2 separate regions of the Homo sapiens genome follow, and region 2 is linked to region 1. The links are chromatin loops, found by intact Hi-C in ENCODE. Cell type or tissue: thyroid gland. All regions are shown on one strand. Each heading gives the region's core, and the rest is flanking DNA. Links, peaks and the distances in the headings are about the cores only. Region 1 overlaps LOC105375199 (a long non-coding RNA gene). Region 2 holds the start of HOXA10-HOXA9 (HOXA10-HOXA9 readthrough).

Evidence for each region. Hi-C counts contacts between places; a loop is a spot of excess contacts. Peaks named below come from ENCODE experiments on the same cell type or tissue, not always from the same donor. Only the 100,000 strongest peaks of a DNase experiment are listed, where the experiment ranks them.
Region 2: it touches region 1 in a loop (4-fold over the local background); 18 of 110 quality-filtered maps call a loop at or near these places.

What each region holds. Positions count from the first base shown.
Region 1 is chr7:26,074,122-26,082,448 of GRCh38, forward strand. All of the region lies in intron 1 of LOC105375199 (a long non-coding RNA gene), which reads right to left. Among named protein-coding and RNA genes, the nearest start is that of NFE2L3, 74 kb to the right of the region's middle. RefSeq lists an enhancer at 5,026-5,095. In thyroid gland, for the core only: a CTCF peak has its summit at 4,958; a DNase peak (open chromatin) is centred at 4,990.
Region 2 is chr7:27,175,063-27,183,389 of GRCh38, forward strand. HOXA10-HOXA9 (HOXA10-HOXA9 readthrough) reads right to left here and starts at 5,177. Exons shown (of 3, transcript NM_001433944.1): 1 at 4,584-5,177. The coding sequence starts at 4,593. HOXA11 (homeobox A11) reads right to left here. Exons shown (of 2, transcript NM_005523.6): 2 at 6,095-7,966. The coding sequence ends at 7,734. It also overlaps a transcript of HOXA10 not described here. RefSeq lists enhancers at 4,077-4,679, 4,680-5,281, 7,769-8,327. In thyroid gland, for the core only: a CTCF peak has its summit at 4,850 (motif pointing left); no DNase peak of the experiment used is centred there; H3K27me3 peaks cover 6,813 bases.

The DNA of each region.
Region 1 (8,327 bases), core at 141-8,140:
CATAGTGATTTTAATAAGATAAGTATTTTATTTGACTTAAACAGTAAATGTTTTGGTCCAGAGTCCTGATAAACTGATTAGTATTTCTGAAAGATGCATGCTGCCCATCTTCATTAAATGTGATAGCATGAAGACAGAATTTTATTTAAGCCAAATGAATTGCTGTTTTGTTTTGTTTTGTGTTGTTTTTGAGACATAGTCTCATTCCATCACCCAGGACTACAACCTCCACCTCTTGGGTTCAAGTGACTCTGATGCCTCAGCCTCCCCAATAACTGGGCTTACAAGCGCACACCACTATGCCCGGATAATTTTTGTATTTTTAGTAGAGATGAGACTTTACCATGTTGGCCAGGCTGGTCTTGAACTCCTGGGCTCATGTGATCTGCCCGCCTCAGCCTCCCAAAGTGCTGAGATTAGAGGCATGAGCCACTGCACCTGGCCATTTGAATTGATTTTTTTAAATTCAAAAATATCTAATCTGTTAGCTCAAAATTTATTTTAATAACCCCAAAATCTATGTCCAGTTTCTCCAAGATGAAGGCAATAACAAAAGGAACCCACACTGTCAAATTATGGCTATCTGCACTCAGAAAAGAGAAATATTTTTAGTTGCCAACTGAAGACATTGCATGGAGCAAAAATTATAGGTCAAAAGAGAGAAGAGCAAATTAAATAATAAGATGCATTTGTTTGAACTTCATCCTCATTCCTTTTTTAAAACCTACTTATCAGAGAAAGGTAGGGTTTAGATTTATTTCCTAACTACTACATTAATAGATACCCTAACACTTTCCTGATCAGTTTTATGAATTGATTAATAAGGCAATCATGGTTTGGGAAAGCTTTTATATGCCACCTGATATTGATGCCATCTATAAAAAGACAACCAACCGAGCACCTGATATCCAGTAAAGGCAGGTTCAAAAATTGCAGTCTTAGAAAGATAATGGAGTGACCATGACCTCAAGTACTTTGAGCCAAATAGCAACTGTCAACTCCTGATAGCAGTATTTGACCTCAGAGGCACGTGACAGCAACCAACCTGAAACAGCCATTTTCTCAAATTCTGTTAAGGATAATAAACCATGATAGGGGAAATCACCTGCCCTAGTAAGGAAACCTCTTGTAATCAATGACCTAGAAACGGGCACCATGATTTGAGCAGAAAGCAGGTGGAGGAACTGCGGGAATGTGCTGCTTTATATTGAGGGTCCACTAGATTTTGGCACGGTTGTTTTTGTTGTAGTTATTTTGCTTTGTTTTGATCATTTTTAGTTCATCTCCTGAAAAATCTCAACATACATAAAAGTAGACAGAACAGCATGATAAGCCACCATCTACCGACCAGGCAGCTCCAACAATTACCAAGGCAGTGGTGCCACTCTCGTTCCCTCTATACTCAGACATCATATCATCTCATCCGTAAATTTGAAATAAATATTTAAGTGCATATTTCTAAAATATTTACATACACATTTCTAAAAATAAAGACCTTTTAAAAACCAATCCAAAACCATTATCACTACTAAAAAAAATTGACCAGGTGTGGTGGCTCATGCCTGTAATCCCCGCACTTTGGGAGGCCATGGCAAGCAGATTGCCTGAGAAAAGACCATCCTGGGCAACAGAGTGAGGTCCTGTCTCAAAAAGAAAAAAAAAAACAAAAAAGACGACTAAAAATTAACCATAAGTCTTTAATTGTATCAAGTGTCCAGTCAATGTTTACTTTTCCCAGTTGTCTCCTAAATGGACCTGTCCACATGTGGCAGTTGGCTGCCATCCCATTGACATTATTTTAATCTGAGGTTCCCTCCCCACACACTTTTTCTGGCTATTCCCTTACTGAAGACATTGAGTCATTTGTTCTAGGGGTTCCCACGTTCTGGGCTGTGCCGCCTGTGCCCTATTGTTTTCTGAGAAGTGGTAGTTACACGGAGGCTTGAATAGATATGGGCTTGATGTTTTGACAGGACAGCTTTACTGGAGGGGTCATGTTCCTCCACCAGAAGTGCCATGTCTCCTTTCATGATGTTATTGGCCATTATGATCAATGGGCTCTGATAATATAATATAAGCTGTTAGAAGAAAACCATTGAACCAAAACATTCAGAAGGTTTTGTTTAAAAAAAAAACACACTAAAATCCTTTTTCTCTGTGGTAGGCACTGTGTTTTCCTGCACATAGCACCTCATTTAATCATTCTAACACCCTCATGAGGTGCTGATGGGAGCAGATTTGAACCCAGCCAGTGAGCCTCCAAAGCTCATTCTCTTAGCTACCACAGAAGCAGATCGCCTTGAGAGTCTTATCTTATGGGCCGGCTGCAAAGGAGAAGCCCCTTTTGACTTAGGTAGCATGAATAACTGAAAGAGGTAGAAGTGAAGCAGTAACCAAAAAAATGGTTGAATCTTAAAACACAAGGTATACATTCCTATAAGACTGATCAAAACACCAAGTGGGCCAGACACGGTGGCTCATGCTTGTAATCCCAGCACTTTGGGAGGCCGAGGCAGGTGGATCACCTGTGGTCAGGAGTTGGAGACCAGCTTGGCCAACACAGCTTAACCCCGTCTCCACTAAAAATACAAAAATTAGCTGGGTGTGGTGGCAGGTGCCTGTAGTCCCAGCTACTTAGGAGGCTGAGGCAGAAGAATTGCTTGAACCTGGAAGGCAAAGGTTGCAGTGAGCCAAGATAATACCACTCCAGCCTGGGCAACAGAGAGAGATTCCGTTTCAAAAAGTGACTGTTTATTAACTGGCGAACGCAATCATCTGAAGGGCGTGTCATCTGACAGAGGAGGCAAGTTGGACTGCAGTCACAGTGTCATCTTGGTACAGGCATGGAAACAGAGGCTGAGGAGGTCCCAGACAACCTTCATCAAATAGGGCTGAAATAGCACTCCGAATGTCACCAAAGTGAGTAGAAGCCATGATGCTCTGTTTAAAGTTTGCTCTGCCCTTTGCTCAAATCAACTTAGAGTTATGTTACCCACTCTTGGTGGGAAGGGTTGCCAAAATTAGAGTCATTTCATTAATCTCCCAGGCCAGGGAGAGGTGGTTATATATCACTCCAGGTTACGTTGGCAGCAGGATAATCATTGCATTTCCGTAGTGCATAAAGCAGTATTTCTTTCCATTCATTTGCTATCAGAGTCTCTATAAAAACACCTTAGAACTAAAATATGTTTCTCGGTCCTTTAGATTTTAACAAGACTTCCTTCAAGACGAATATTTTTGAAAAATTCCAAAGTATGAAAAGTATGGAAGCTTCATTTCAAAGGACATCTCTAAACAAATTTTTTAAATTAATATTTTTACAAAATGATTGTCTCATTCCTAACAGGGGAAGGCACCTTGTGATTAAAAGGAAGAAGAAGAGAGGGAAAGGGAGAAGGAAAGATGGAACACAGGAAGAAGAAAGGAAGGAAGGGAAGGAAGGAGGAAGGGAGGGAAGGAGGGAGAGAGGGAAAAAATGGCTTAAAATATTTAGAATGTATTTAGAATATTTTTATTACAGTATTTAGGGAATTTAAATGTGTCAAAAACAAAATAAAACTGAGAGAAACCAAAATTAAGTATGTAGGTAGAAAGTGATGTTTTGTCACTAAATGTATTTTTGAAAATAAAATCGGGGGCCGGGCACGATGGCTCAGTGCTGTAATCCCAGCCCTTTGAGAGGCCGAGGCAGGCAGATCACTGGAGCCCAAGAGTTTGAGACCAGCCTGGACAACAGGGTAAAACCTCGTCTCTACAAAAAATACAAAGAAAATTAGCCGGGCGTAGTGGTGCATGCCTGTAATCCCAGCTACTTGGGAGGCTGTGGCATGAGGATTGCTTGAGCCTGGGAGGCAGAGGTTGCAGTGAACTGAGATAGCACCACTGCATTCCAGCCTGGGTGACAGAGTGAGACTCTGTCTCAGAAAAGGAAAGAAAAGAGCCAAGCAAATTTAAAATTTCTTCTTCCTAGATCTTTCTCTCTCAGTTCACTGTAAATCACTGTGTATTTGTTTAGGATTCTAAATAGACCATAGGTAATTTATAAGTTCTCATGGAATCTTCTGAACTTTTTTAATGGTGTTTACCAACAAGAAACTGTGTCATATAGTAGAGATTTCTGTAAGCTGTCCTCTGAAACAGTATTCCTTCCCAATTACTTTTTAAAACAATGTGAAATCCATTATGTTTGATACAAAAAAAAAATTCTAAAAAATTGAGTGAGGTATTAAAAAAAAAAAAAAGATCTATGGCCAGGAGCAGTGGCTCACACCTATAGTTCTAACACCAGGAGGCTGAGGTGGGAGGATCCATCGTGATCAGGAGTTCAAGACCAGCCTGGGCAACATAGGCAGACCCTCCCCACCTCCCCCACATCTCAACTAAAAAAAAAAGTAGCCGGGCATGGTGGCACACACACCTGCAGTCCTAGTTACTTGGGAGGCTATGGTGGGAGGCTTGCTGGAGCCAGGGAGTTCCAGGCTGCAGTGATCTGTGATCTCACCATTGCACTCCAGCCAGGGCAACAGAGCAAGATCCTGTCTCAAAAAAAAAATTAAAATTTTCTTAAAAACTAGCAACAAGATCTAGAAGTGAATGTACTGTAAAATAAAAATCAGAGTAAGGGAATAAAGTCAAGAGACTTGCGCTATCATCATTTTACAGCTGTTACTGGCAGGAATAAATTGTTTACATTGCCCAGTTCCACATCTTTGATTCTTCCAGCTCACATAACTCATTATTTTACAAGGTGTTTCTGTAACAACTCACTAAACAGTAGTCCTTGCAAACAGTTCTGCTGCTCTGTAATCCAAGATTTTGGATAACATAATTTTAACATAAACATAATTTCAATAAAACTAAAGAGCTCTTTACTGTGCACTGAACAAACTACTCAGGCAGTAGAGGTCTCGCCAACAATGCAACAGACAAAGCAAAGCCGGGATGGCTCAGGCAGGGGGCGCGCGGATCACTCACTGCAGACAAAGGGAGAAGGACCCGACGCGCCCACACCGCCCGCGCATGCCCTGTGCCCGCGGGATCAGGTGTAGCGGGGTAACAGTTGAAAGCGCACAGACAGCTGGAGTTAGCTGGAGTAGCCCTGCTACTCAAGCTGTGTGGTTTGGGGCAAGTTGAGTAATCCTTCTTAGCCTCGGTTTTCCCATCTGCCGCATGAAGAAAATGCCACCTTGCAGAGTTACTGTGAGGACTAAAGAGATAACCCACATACATCTTCTTAGTTCTGCTGTCGATGCTCAATAATAAATGGTATCTGTTATTACCATATGCCATCCCAGCTCCCATCATCATCCCCAATAGGCAAGGGACATCACCACAGTGACACAGCTGTGCTTAGACCAAGGATGCAGAGAATTAAATGGAAATAAATTGAAATAATACCCATCCCTCTTTAGATGCTCTTCTAGAATTTGGGCTGTCTGGAAGTGGGCTACTGTAAGTGGGTTATCCACTCATGTGCCTAATCCTGCCTGTGTATTCAAGGCTCCCTTCCTCTGTTCAGGCAAGAATAGAAATTGGAATCTGTGAGTAGTAAGTGAAGACGAGTCTAGAAAAAGCAGCATGGGGTGAATGGAGCCACCACACTGTTCAGTGGCAGAAAGTCTGAATAGACAGCTCCAAGCTCAGAACCATCCACAATTTCATTATTAGGCTTAACATTCTGTGTTAATCAATCCATCCTAAAACCCCCACCTCTGAGGCAGACACAGAGGCCAAATATAACACAACCCACATACCATCCAATTCAGGATGTTGTTCAAATATTGATGAGTTTCAAACCCTCTAACAATATAAAGTATTATAAGCCACATCTAAAAACCAAACTTGACCTTGGAGGGAGAAAACAGCCAAAGACAGATATGTATTATATAAATTTCCTTTCTGAAGCTACAGGGAAATGTCAAATCATCACAGTTTATTTATTTTACTTTTTTTCTTCCCCAAAAAAGGAAAAGGAAAATTCTGGAATTTAAAAAATCAAAGAGAATAAAAATACAACAGTACATTCTATTGTTCTCCAGGTCCAAAAGTACATGCATATACTTAGCTGGCGAAAGAAAGAAAGGAAGGAAGGAAGGAAAGGAGGGAAAGAAAAGAAAAGAAAAGAAAAGAGACTTTGACAAAGAAAGGCATTTCCCTGGGAATATTCTACCTCTGGGAGGACAGTGGTCAGGCATTTCTTCTATCTTGCTATTCCTTGAGCACAGTCCTGCCAAATATCCTCCTTTCACCATTTGCAGTTACCATGAGAAAACCACAGAGAAAGCTCTGGACAGCCATGGAGTCTTAGCTGGATCTACAATAAAAGGAGTCAGGTACCCTCCCACCTTCCCAGAAAGACTGTGCTGGGGCTCAGAAAACAACACCCCAAAATGAAGCCCTCAGCAGCAGCCTCAGAAGCAAATGATTTTCTCTGACCTTCTCTTGCCCTCCTGTCTCTCAGTCCCATTCTCCTCGGAGGCTAGCCATAGAAACCAGAAGCCTTTTCCAAAGCCAGCCATAAAACCTAAAAATATTAGTTTAACTTTCCCTCCACCCTATCTGTATAAAAACTGGCCATATGGGCTGGGCACGGTGGCTCATGCCTGTGATCCCAGCACTTTGGGAGGCCAAGGCGGGAGGATCACTTGAGGTCAGGAGTTCAAGACCAGCCTGGCCAACATGGTGAAACCCCATCTCTACTAAAAATACAAAAATTAGCCAGGCGTTGTGCCTCACGCCTGTAGTCCCAGCTACTGAAGAGGTTGAGGCAGAAGAATTGCTTCAACCCGGGAGGCGGAGGTTGCAGTGAGCTGAGATCGTACCACTGCACTCCAGGCCGGGCAATAGAGCAAGGCTCTGTTTCAAATAAATAAATAATAAAAATTAAAACTGGCCATAAATAAATAATCTGACCTACCCTGTTTGATAGTAGGTCATAAGACCCCCATTCCAGAGAGGGTCCTGCCCCACACCCAGAAGGAAGAAATGTGCGCTCAGAGAGGCCAGGGAGAATCTAGACAGGCAGCTCTTGCTGGGCTTCCCCACTCATTCTATTAGACTTAGATCTATGCTTTTCCTCCAATCATATTCCCATATGGCTGTCCATATTTTGTTGAACCTAAGCATAAAAATGGACAATTTCCCCTGTATCTTTGAGTCTTCATGCTGAAGGCTCCTGTGAATGCACGTTAAATAAGCGTATATGCCTTTTCTCCAATTAATCAACCTGCCTCATCTCAGTGATTTTCAGCAAACCTTTACAGGACCAAGAGCCTTGGCCCCCACAACTATGACATGGGATAAAAGTAAACTTCTACATGCAGATGAATTTGGTAGGCTCAGAAACATATACATAATTAACACAAGATTAAGTGTCCGTAATGGATATTTGGGGAGGGGGCAGAGGGAAAACAATCATAAGACACAGGAAAGCTCAGGGATATAAAACAGCTCAGGGAACACGTGCCCCTTTGAGAAGGCAACTTTCTGCTTCTCTGCTGTGTCCGGGAGTTCAGAGTCTCAACCACATACAGTTCTTAAGGACCACCTGATACAACTGAAAAGACCTTGGAGCTGATGCAACCTCTTCCCACGGGGTGCCTGCCACAGAGATGAGTGCCTGGAGTGGCTGTCACCTCCAGGGAACTCTGAGTGGGCCAAGGAAGGAAGTCATCCCCTCCTCCATTCAACTCATTAATCACAGCTGTTAGGTAAAGAGCCCCTAGGGGTTCCCACAGTATAGCAATAGCCTTTCCCTACCTACAGCCAAGCCTAGTCCAAAGGTCTTGGAGGCCCTGGGGCTCTTGGTCAGGGCCAGCCTCCCAGGCTCTGTTCAGTATGACTGTAAGAGTGATAAGAATCTCTCTGCGCAAAAGTTCCTTCTTCCACACCCCCCAAATGCACAACACCCATCTTCCCAGGCTAAATGCTCCAGAGTTCTATCTTTGAATTGCCCTGTCCAGAAACCTCCTTTAAAATGCAAATACACATAATAGAGATTTTGAAAAAGCACTTTAGCTTATACCAGTTCTCTAAGGAGATAGGAGGCTGGGGGAAGAGGCAGGAAGGAAAACTGCCTAGGAAGGGGCAGTCTAAGTAGGGGTCCAGGAGAGGCGCTGAGCAACCCAGGAGAGCAGGCTGACTCTGAGGTTGAAGGGGGGATTCAGTGGAAAGTGATTTCTTTAAAAAGGAACATCCAGCGTGAGACTTAGACCCTGGCTAACGTCCAGAAGGATCTAGAATAGGATGGGGAGTCCTCTTACAGTGATCATTTCATTCTCGCATAATTTGTCCTATTTTCAATGATCTAGATCAGGGCTTGGCAATCT
Region 2 (8,327 bases), core at 27-8,026, 1.1 Mb after region 1:
CTGTCAGTGGACTTTGGTGGGCTGGCGGGACTGGGGGTGGGAAGCGGCTGCCAGCCTTGATGGAAAGACGGCCCCACTCCCACTCCCAAGGCCAGAGCCAGATCCAAGCATCCCCTCATCACCTAGGGAAGACTCTAAGCCCACAGTCATTTCGGGGAAGTAAAATGCTGGCCTTGGGGTCCTTGGCTGGCCCAAAGTGAGAGACTTGGAGGGGTGTGCCCGGTGTACACCTCCGCTGCTTTATGTTCCTGCTCTCCTGTTAGCTTTGGCACTCATATGCTCCTGGAGGCTACAACAAGAACCAGTGTCACTACACTCCTACCTCTCTGTCCCCTCCCCTCTTCCCCTCCCTCCCATACCCTCAGCTAGGGCAGTCCTTGCTCCTGCAGTGTGTGCATTTTAACGAGGCCTCGGTGAGGAAATCCTTTCCCTGCAAGGCCGGGCTGGGCTCATGGTCCTGTTATAAGAGCATGTGGAGGTCAGGCCCTTTGCTCAGCAGGCTCAGGGGCTCTGTTTTAGCCAACTGGAAATGGCCGGCCTGGGGTGCTAGCCCCCAAGTGTGAGCCTCATGCTAGTCTCAGGAAATGCAACCTTTTCCGGCCAGATCCAGTGGAGCCCGGGAGGTCGCTGCCTTGCCCCTGGCCCGTGGGCTACAGGTCTCCAGGATACTCTAGGCCTGCCCGCCCCTCCGGCCCCAGTCGGAGCTGGCATTACTGAACGCCGGCATCCCAGGAAATAGACCGCTCAGGCCGCTGCCTTCAGCTGGGAAAGACTCTTGCATCCGGGTCATACGCGGCACTTTGCCTCCTTCCTCCCAGTGTGAATCCAGCCCAAGGTGGAAGAGGAGCCTGAGAGGACCCTGAAAGCGCAGAGAGAGCTGGCTAGGTAGAGCTCCAGCTCTGGCTTCTGAGATTCAAGCAGCTGCGGTCGCTGCGGGCAGTGGCTGCTCCGAGCTCCGGGCCCAGAAGGCCGCTCCACCGCTAGCGCGGCGCTCCAGCCACTTCAACCTCGGCGCCCCACGGTGACCCGGCCGTAAGGACTGAGCATCAGGGTGCGGAGGAGGAGGATGGAGAGAAAAAGAGAGAGATAGAAGGAGAGACGGACAGAGGGAGAGAAAAGAGAGAGAAACAGGAGGGGAGAGAGAATAAGAAAGCCAGTTCTCTCCAGCCTGACAGGGTCTTGAAGCTGCAGCAGCGGCTTTAGAGGGATCAAGACAGGGTCTGTGCCAAGAGATCATTAACTCTCCTTCGCTCTTCGCATGCTCCTGCGCCCAAGGCCAAGGCAAATTCTCTACCCTCTAGGCCCATGAGACGGACGAACCTGAGTGCAGAAAAGCTTCAGAGCACCGCAGCCAGTGGCCCTATCTTTAGCTTCCCGGATCTGCCTGGTCCTTACCCTGCTCACCAGAAGGGTGGAACTGGCTGGGACTGTTGCCCTTAGCAATGCCACCTGGAAATGCCACAGAGCTGGGGGCTGCCTAGGAAGGAAGCTTTGCTCTTCAGCACTGCCCATGCCTCTCAGAAAAGCTGTGTCATTTGGCAAGTGGGTCCCAAGACCTTCGAGGTTTCCTCAAGGATAATGAGCCGTGGCAGGTCAGTGGGCCAGGACCTGGGCCTAGAGTCATGCCTCTCCAGGCTAAATGCAGAAAGCAACTTCCCAGGCCGACATCTGGGAAGGTCCAGTATATATTTGAGATAGTGGAGGCTATACAAATAAAGTAAAAGACAATGATCTTAACCTATCTTTCCTAACCTTTTAGGGAGTCAGGACCCTTCTGGAAAATCCAAGTAAGTTTTGACTCATTCTGTGAAAAATGCATATCTGTATATTCCCACAATTTGATCCATCATTTCGAAGGAGTTCACACACCCCTCAGTCTTTTCCTTGGGTCTTCCAGAGTCCCCCAGTGTCCTGGGACTTGGGGGCCCTGCCAATTTGGCTGGCAAGACAAGCTGGGTGCCCTGCAGCAGACAGCTCAGGTCAGGGCCCCGTAGGGCAGCCAAATGGGCTTCTAGGCTGGATAGAATCCAGGGACCTGCACGTGCCAACCAAGGTTACAAAAGTCAGTTTGTATCGCATCTGCTACAAAAGGCTGCCCCAGCCGAAGAGTAGAGGAGCTGGGAGGCCTGCTATGGGCCTCGCAAGCCGTGGCGTTGGCACTTGGGTCTTCAGTGACCTTTCTGTGGTGAGCCAGATGTGTTTCTTTAGTATGACTTTTTCCCCCTTGTAATAAACCAAACGGGATGTTGGGCTTGAGCTCCTTCTGGCTTTTAAAAAGAGTGTGTAAGCTCATGTATGGCAGCCCCTCTCTGGCCCAGGACTGCCTTCCAACTCCCACCAGGGCTTGCTGAGTGGGAAACGCAGCGAGACACTGCCGGTGAGCTGGCCGGCTGCAGGCGGGCCGGCTGCTGCTGGTTCAAATGAGAGGATACTAACGCAGCAGAAGCTCAAGTTAAACGCCTCCTTGGCCCTCTCAGTTGGTCTCCTAGCCCCCAGCATCCCTGACCGACCCCCAAGGCTCCCATGCTCTCTAGACTTTAACACTGGAGTGTTAGGTTTCTCAATAAAATATTCCATTTATTGAGCGCCTCGGCTTTCCTGAGATTCCCCACCCCAAGAGATGAAGAAAGCGATTCAGTTGTAGTGTGGGTCGGCTTCCAAGCACTTTTCCTCCCTCGTGCTCATTTGCCTTCTTTCTTTTTTGCCATTCTTCCCAGCTACTAAATTTCTCCCTCTCCCTCAGGGTAACTTTGACCTAAATCTTCAGTGCCTGCTTGCCTCAACCAGGCCTTATGCAGCGGTTACACAGTCACCTCCAGAGCCCATGTTTTATTTAGGAGGAAATATTGCCCATTTCTACCCGGGTAATAACCTGCCAGCCCTATGGGGCCAAAGTAAACACCAGGCCCATGGATTAAGGCCTTCGGCAAGGATTAGGCTGCAGTTCACTAGGTACTCCTTCTGAGTAGGCCCTTGTAAGCAGTGAGAAATAAACTATTATGAAAAACAAGTTCCTAATGAAAAGATACCAGGTCCTGAGATCGAAACTGCTAGTAAACAATTTATATCTGGAGGGCACTCTCAATGCTTTCAAGACTCTGAATTATCCAGCGGTGGAGTTGGGCTGCAGTCCCACAGAGGAAAAATAAAGGCTGCTTTTACATATCTGGCTTTAGCAAAAAAAGAAAAAAAAATCAGAGCTTCTCATATCCATGCATTTATGCATAGTTAGAAAATTTTTCCACAAGCAATGATGTTCTTTTCCCATTCATCTTTAAGAATGTCAACATTTTCAGGGATATTTGATGTGTCTGTTTTGAATCTATCAGGTGCAATCTATTACTAAACAACATACTTTTAAAGTTTTCTAAATCCAACCATTAAGATGGCCCTTCCCCTGTTAGGGAAGTGTTGGGGCCTTTTCACACACCCTTTGAATTGCAATATTCTTAGATTTGTTCATAATAAACAGCCTCTGGCCTTAGAACTGGAGGCGGCTCTGGCATTGTAGGGAGGGCTCCCGCTGCAGAGAGCAGCTCACTGGGTGGGCGCTCATTTCTTGCCTTGTTGCTTTGCTCCGTCATAGTTTGGGAGCCAGCCTTCAACAAAGACTAGTAACTATGATAGGCAAAATTTACGCAACAAACAGGCAGTGCCTACTTTCTCTGGGATTCACCCCACTCACCACGCACTGTATATTTGGGAAAAGAAAAAGATGTGGGAAACTAATGGAAAAATAGTAGAAAAAATTAAATATAGGAGAAAGAGGGAATTTGAATCGATCCTTCAAAATGTAATGGAATTTTTTCATTTAAAATGTGTTTGATGACAACCCCAATGGAGTGATTGCTCCGTCAAAATTTATCCTCGGTTCCAGCTTTTTAAAAAAGTATTAGTATTTACCAATACATTTTTGCATATTTGCAAAATATCTTCTACAAAAGATCTAATTTTCATATGTAAGAAATTGCTGCGAAATTGCAGCTGGGTTTATAACAGCGTACTCCAAGTATGCAACACAGAGACTTGTCTGGCACTCTCAAAAATCACATGCGACTTCTCCGAATTGGCCTTTTTCGGAACAAAGGTTTTCTCCAAGCTGCCGGGCAGACATAGAGATGCACCTAGTAGGAAACCAGTGACCTCCAGGACTTCTGCCCCTGGGAATAAGCTCGCCTTAGCGGCCGCAGACTTCTACCACCCCATTGTTTAGAATGGAAACTTTGTTTTCCTCAACCCGCGATCACCTTTTTTTTTTTTTTTGCCCTCCCACAACCCCCTATCGCAGCACAGCTGGAACACTTTCGCCTAGATGCCTCTCATCCCTAGCCCATTCTATTCTGTGTATTTCTACAAAATCGAAAGATTCGCCTTGAGTGAAATGCTGGCGCAAGGAGCTAAAATCCTCAACTTTTCTACTTAGGCCTCCCCCTGCTTTCCAACCTTAGGGAGCAATGGGGTGGGGGCTCCCTACCGCGTCACCCCACAAACCCAGCCACGTTCCCGAGAGCCCTGCTTAGACATCGGCCACCTCCCCACTCCCGCCCCACCAGACTGAAATTGCTAAACTTGTGGCCTCTTACCTTGACACATTTCCGAAATCACTGCCAAGGGACAGCTGGCTTCTCCGCGCGGCGACGCTCGCGAGGCCTAGCGAATGCGCGTTGCTTTAAATTACCATACCAATCACTTCTTGAGGGTGAGTCCCCTTTTTCTGTTATGAAGGGGAGCGGGACAAGTGAAATAATGTACCGTGCTGCTCTTAGTATCAGAAGCGAACAAAGGCCAAGAATCATGCTGGGGTTCCCGGCTCCCCGGCGGCTTTGACATTGATCGGAAGTGCGCCATCTCGTGGCGGCTGCGCGCCTAGGTTGGGCCGGAGTTCCAGCCCCGAGCCGAGAGACGGAAACCAGCTCCGGGCAGAGAGAGAAGGAGAGAGGAGAGGATGTGCCCAGCCCGCTGCTATTGAGATCTCATTTTTACATCTAAGAAATCGCTGCAAAACCCCAGCCGGGTTTATAGCGGCGCATTCCAAATATGCAAATTGGCCGGCCCCGGACGGGTTTACGACCACATTGTCACAGCCATCGGAGGATGGGCTTTTATAGGGCTCAGAAATCAAACCCGCGCCCGCCCGCCGCCCGCCCGCGAGCAGTCCTCCTGGCTAGACTCTCTCTAGCAACTTGAGAGACTTTGGTTAATCTTTAACCATCCCAAAGGAAGTCTTTCCCTAAACCCAGGCTTCCCAGCCCGCCCCCTCCCTGCCCCCCAGGAGGGCCCTTGTTCATGTCTGCGTGTCTGCCTATCAACCTAGACATTCATCTCTAGATCTGTCCCACTACCCTTTCAGCTCGATTTCCCCAGTCGCGCCAGTTAGACAAACACACAAACAAATAAACAGAGTGGGGTCTGGGGCCTCTCTCCAAATGCGACCCTATCTGCTGCTCTGGCCCTGCCTGGGTGGCTGAAGAGAGGGTGGGGTGGGCAACAAAGGGCTCTGTCCTTTCAGCCCTTCTCCTCAAGGTTATGGGTGATGTCCAATTTTAAGGCAGAAGTTCAAAGGCAGCAAACAAAGAGGAAATCGGCATCCTTTTTTTTTCCCCCAAAGGGAAAAAGCAGCCTCAGCTGGGAGCTGGGGAGAAAGCACCCTTAGAGGCTCCTGGGAGTCTGCTCTGCCTTGGAACCCAGACCAGGCTCCCTCTTGTTGAAGCCTCCACGGGCCCCCGGACGGTCCCACTGCAGGCCTACCTGTCCTGAGGTGAGCGAGGGCAGCCTGGGGTCTGACCTGTTGGCCACCTCAGGCCCCAAGGCCCTCTCCAGGGCTGAGATCAGTCTGAGGGGATAAAGTCCTATATTCCAGGCCCTGAGATACCACCCAGGTCCCCACTTCCCACAAGGACGTAGCCAACCACCTTGGTTTCCTAAGCCTGGCTTCTGTTGTAGCCAATTCCTGACTCAGTCACCTTCTCACCCCCTCAGGGGCCTGATAACTTGCTCCTCAACTAGGTAAGGCATTTTTTGGGGGGGTGGGGGGAGGGGGGCAGACATTTGGTAGTAAAAGGCGATCAGGGAGAGGAATGTCACACCAGGATACTCAAATTTCCACCGTCTTTATTTTCCTTGTGCCCAGTTGCCTGTATAAGTGCTGCAACACACACGGTGGGTAAGAACCAGAATTGAGGACAGGCCAACACTCCCAGTACAAATGGAGCCAACAGACATTTCTTAACACAGGGAGGCAAAGGAGATTCAATGGGAGGGTGCCTGGCTTTCCCAGATGAGATCCCCAGGCCGGCCAGGCCGACTGCCTCTGAGCATTTCCCTAACTCTTTCCAAATGTTGCAAGAGATTAAAAAGACCATTCTCAATACCTTTTCCACCCCCTCCAACACCCTAAAGGAAATCAACTAATGGCAAAAGAAAAAAGAAAAAGAGAAAGAAAGAAAAGAAAATTGATTATGGTTCCTTTATTTACAAGTTTTTTGAACACCATCCCTGTATGAAGCATACATTCAAATATTCTTAGCAGTGAGCGAGTTTAACCACGGAACACTGTAAACAGATAGGGCCTTTAAATATTTTCATCATCTCTTTTCCCCTCTACATTGCATCTTTTAAAATTCGCTTTGGTTCCTTCAGGGAAATATATATATATATAATATAATATTTATCTTTTAAAATAATTCCACCTCACTCTCAGGCTCTTGGAAGGTCACCAGAAGCTTCCAAGCTCAGTTCAAGAGCCAATGAGGGCTGAGTGTGGTGCTGGAACCCGGTGTTTTGGGGGACTCAAGGCCCTCATAGCCAAAGCTGGGGACCTGCTGGCCAGGCCCACTGCTCTGCAGCCAGACACTGAGCAAATCCAAGTTTCATTACGTGTGGTGGAGAGTTTGCCAAACTGCCACACTCCACAGCCATTTCCTGCAGAGATCTCAGGGGCCAGTGGCCTGGCTGCAGCCTCTTGGCTTTTCCACATCTCCCACCTCAGGGAACAGTCCACTCTGTGTCGAGGCTTTGGGCCTGAGTGGCAGGCTGGAACCAAGACCCTCATTTGGTAGAAAGAAAAGCCAGGTGGGCTGTAGGAGGCGGTGGCTAGGAACTCAGGGCTGGATCAGTGTGGTGGGTGGCTAGGAGGAGTGGAAAGACACTGATGCCACCTGGAATCATAGATTTCTTTTCCCACAAGGATTTGCAGCCCTCTTCCACCTCAAAGCTACCTCCAAGTCCAGCCGCTGTTCACATTGGCTTTGGAAAGCAGCCTCATTCTGGGCACCTAGTAATCCTACCCCTTCCTCCTGCCCCTGTCCCCAAGCTGAACTGGGCTTGGAGAGCACACAGCTTTTTTACTCAGGGGTCCTGGGGGTGGGTAGGCTCCCAGTAGAGGGAGGGTGTGGTGGGGTTAGTCTCCAGGGGGTCTGGCAGGGGCCCAATCCCCAGTGGAGACCACACCCAGCCCGCAGCTCTGCAGGCTCCAAGAGTGAACCACCAGGGGTCCCAAACCTGTCATTCTAGCTGATGCACAGCTCTCAGAATCCAATGATTATTAGGAATCTTAACCACTGAGATCTTAATCAAGAGAGTCCCAGACCACCTCCTGTGGGGCTATCTCCATGCATCCCTCTCTTGCACACCTCTTTTCAAAAGTCACCATGTGGCTTGACTTTGTCAAGGGCAAAATCTGCATATTATCTCATGTGTATGAAGCCCCCCACCCAATTCCAGCCGCTGGAGTCTTAGAGGAGTGGATTTGCTGAGTAGTACTGTAAACGGTCTCTGTTAATTTTTTTTTCCTTCATTCTCCTGTTCTGAAACCAGATTTTGACTTGACGATCAGTGAGGTTGAGCATGCGGGACAGTTGCAGGCGCTTCTCTTTGTTAATGTAGACGCTGAAGAAGAACTCCCGTTCCAGCTCTCGGATCTGGTACTTGGTATAGGGGCAGCGCTTTTTGCGGGTGCGTTGGCCACCTGTGGAGGGAGAAAAGGCATGGGGTGAGCCAGGTGTGGGGGCTGCAATCCACCCCAGAGCCCATAGCTGAGGAGAAGGGCTGCCATGGGGACTGGTGGTCCAGCCCAAGCCCCGTCAAAGTCTGCCCAGGCCCCTGCCTTTAACGCTCCGACTGCATGCTTGGAACGGCCGCAGTTGGAGGCTCAGCCACAGATAAAAGCCAGCTCCCTAAATAGGCCCCCGGGGAAGCTGCTCCCGCTGCCCCCAGAACAGAAAGGAGAGCTTCGCACAGCAACAGGCGAGTTTGCGCTGCCTAAGCCTCTTTGAAAGCAGCCAAGTGGGGGTTGCCGGCTGCCTCTCGCAGGCCAGACTAAACAAACA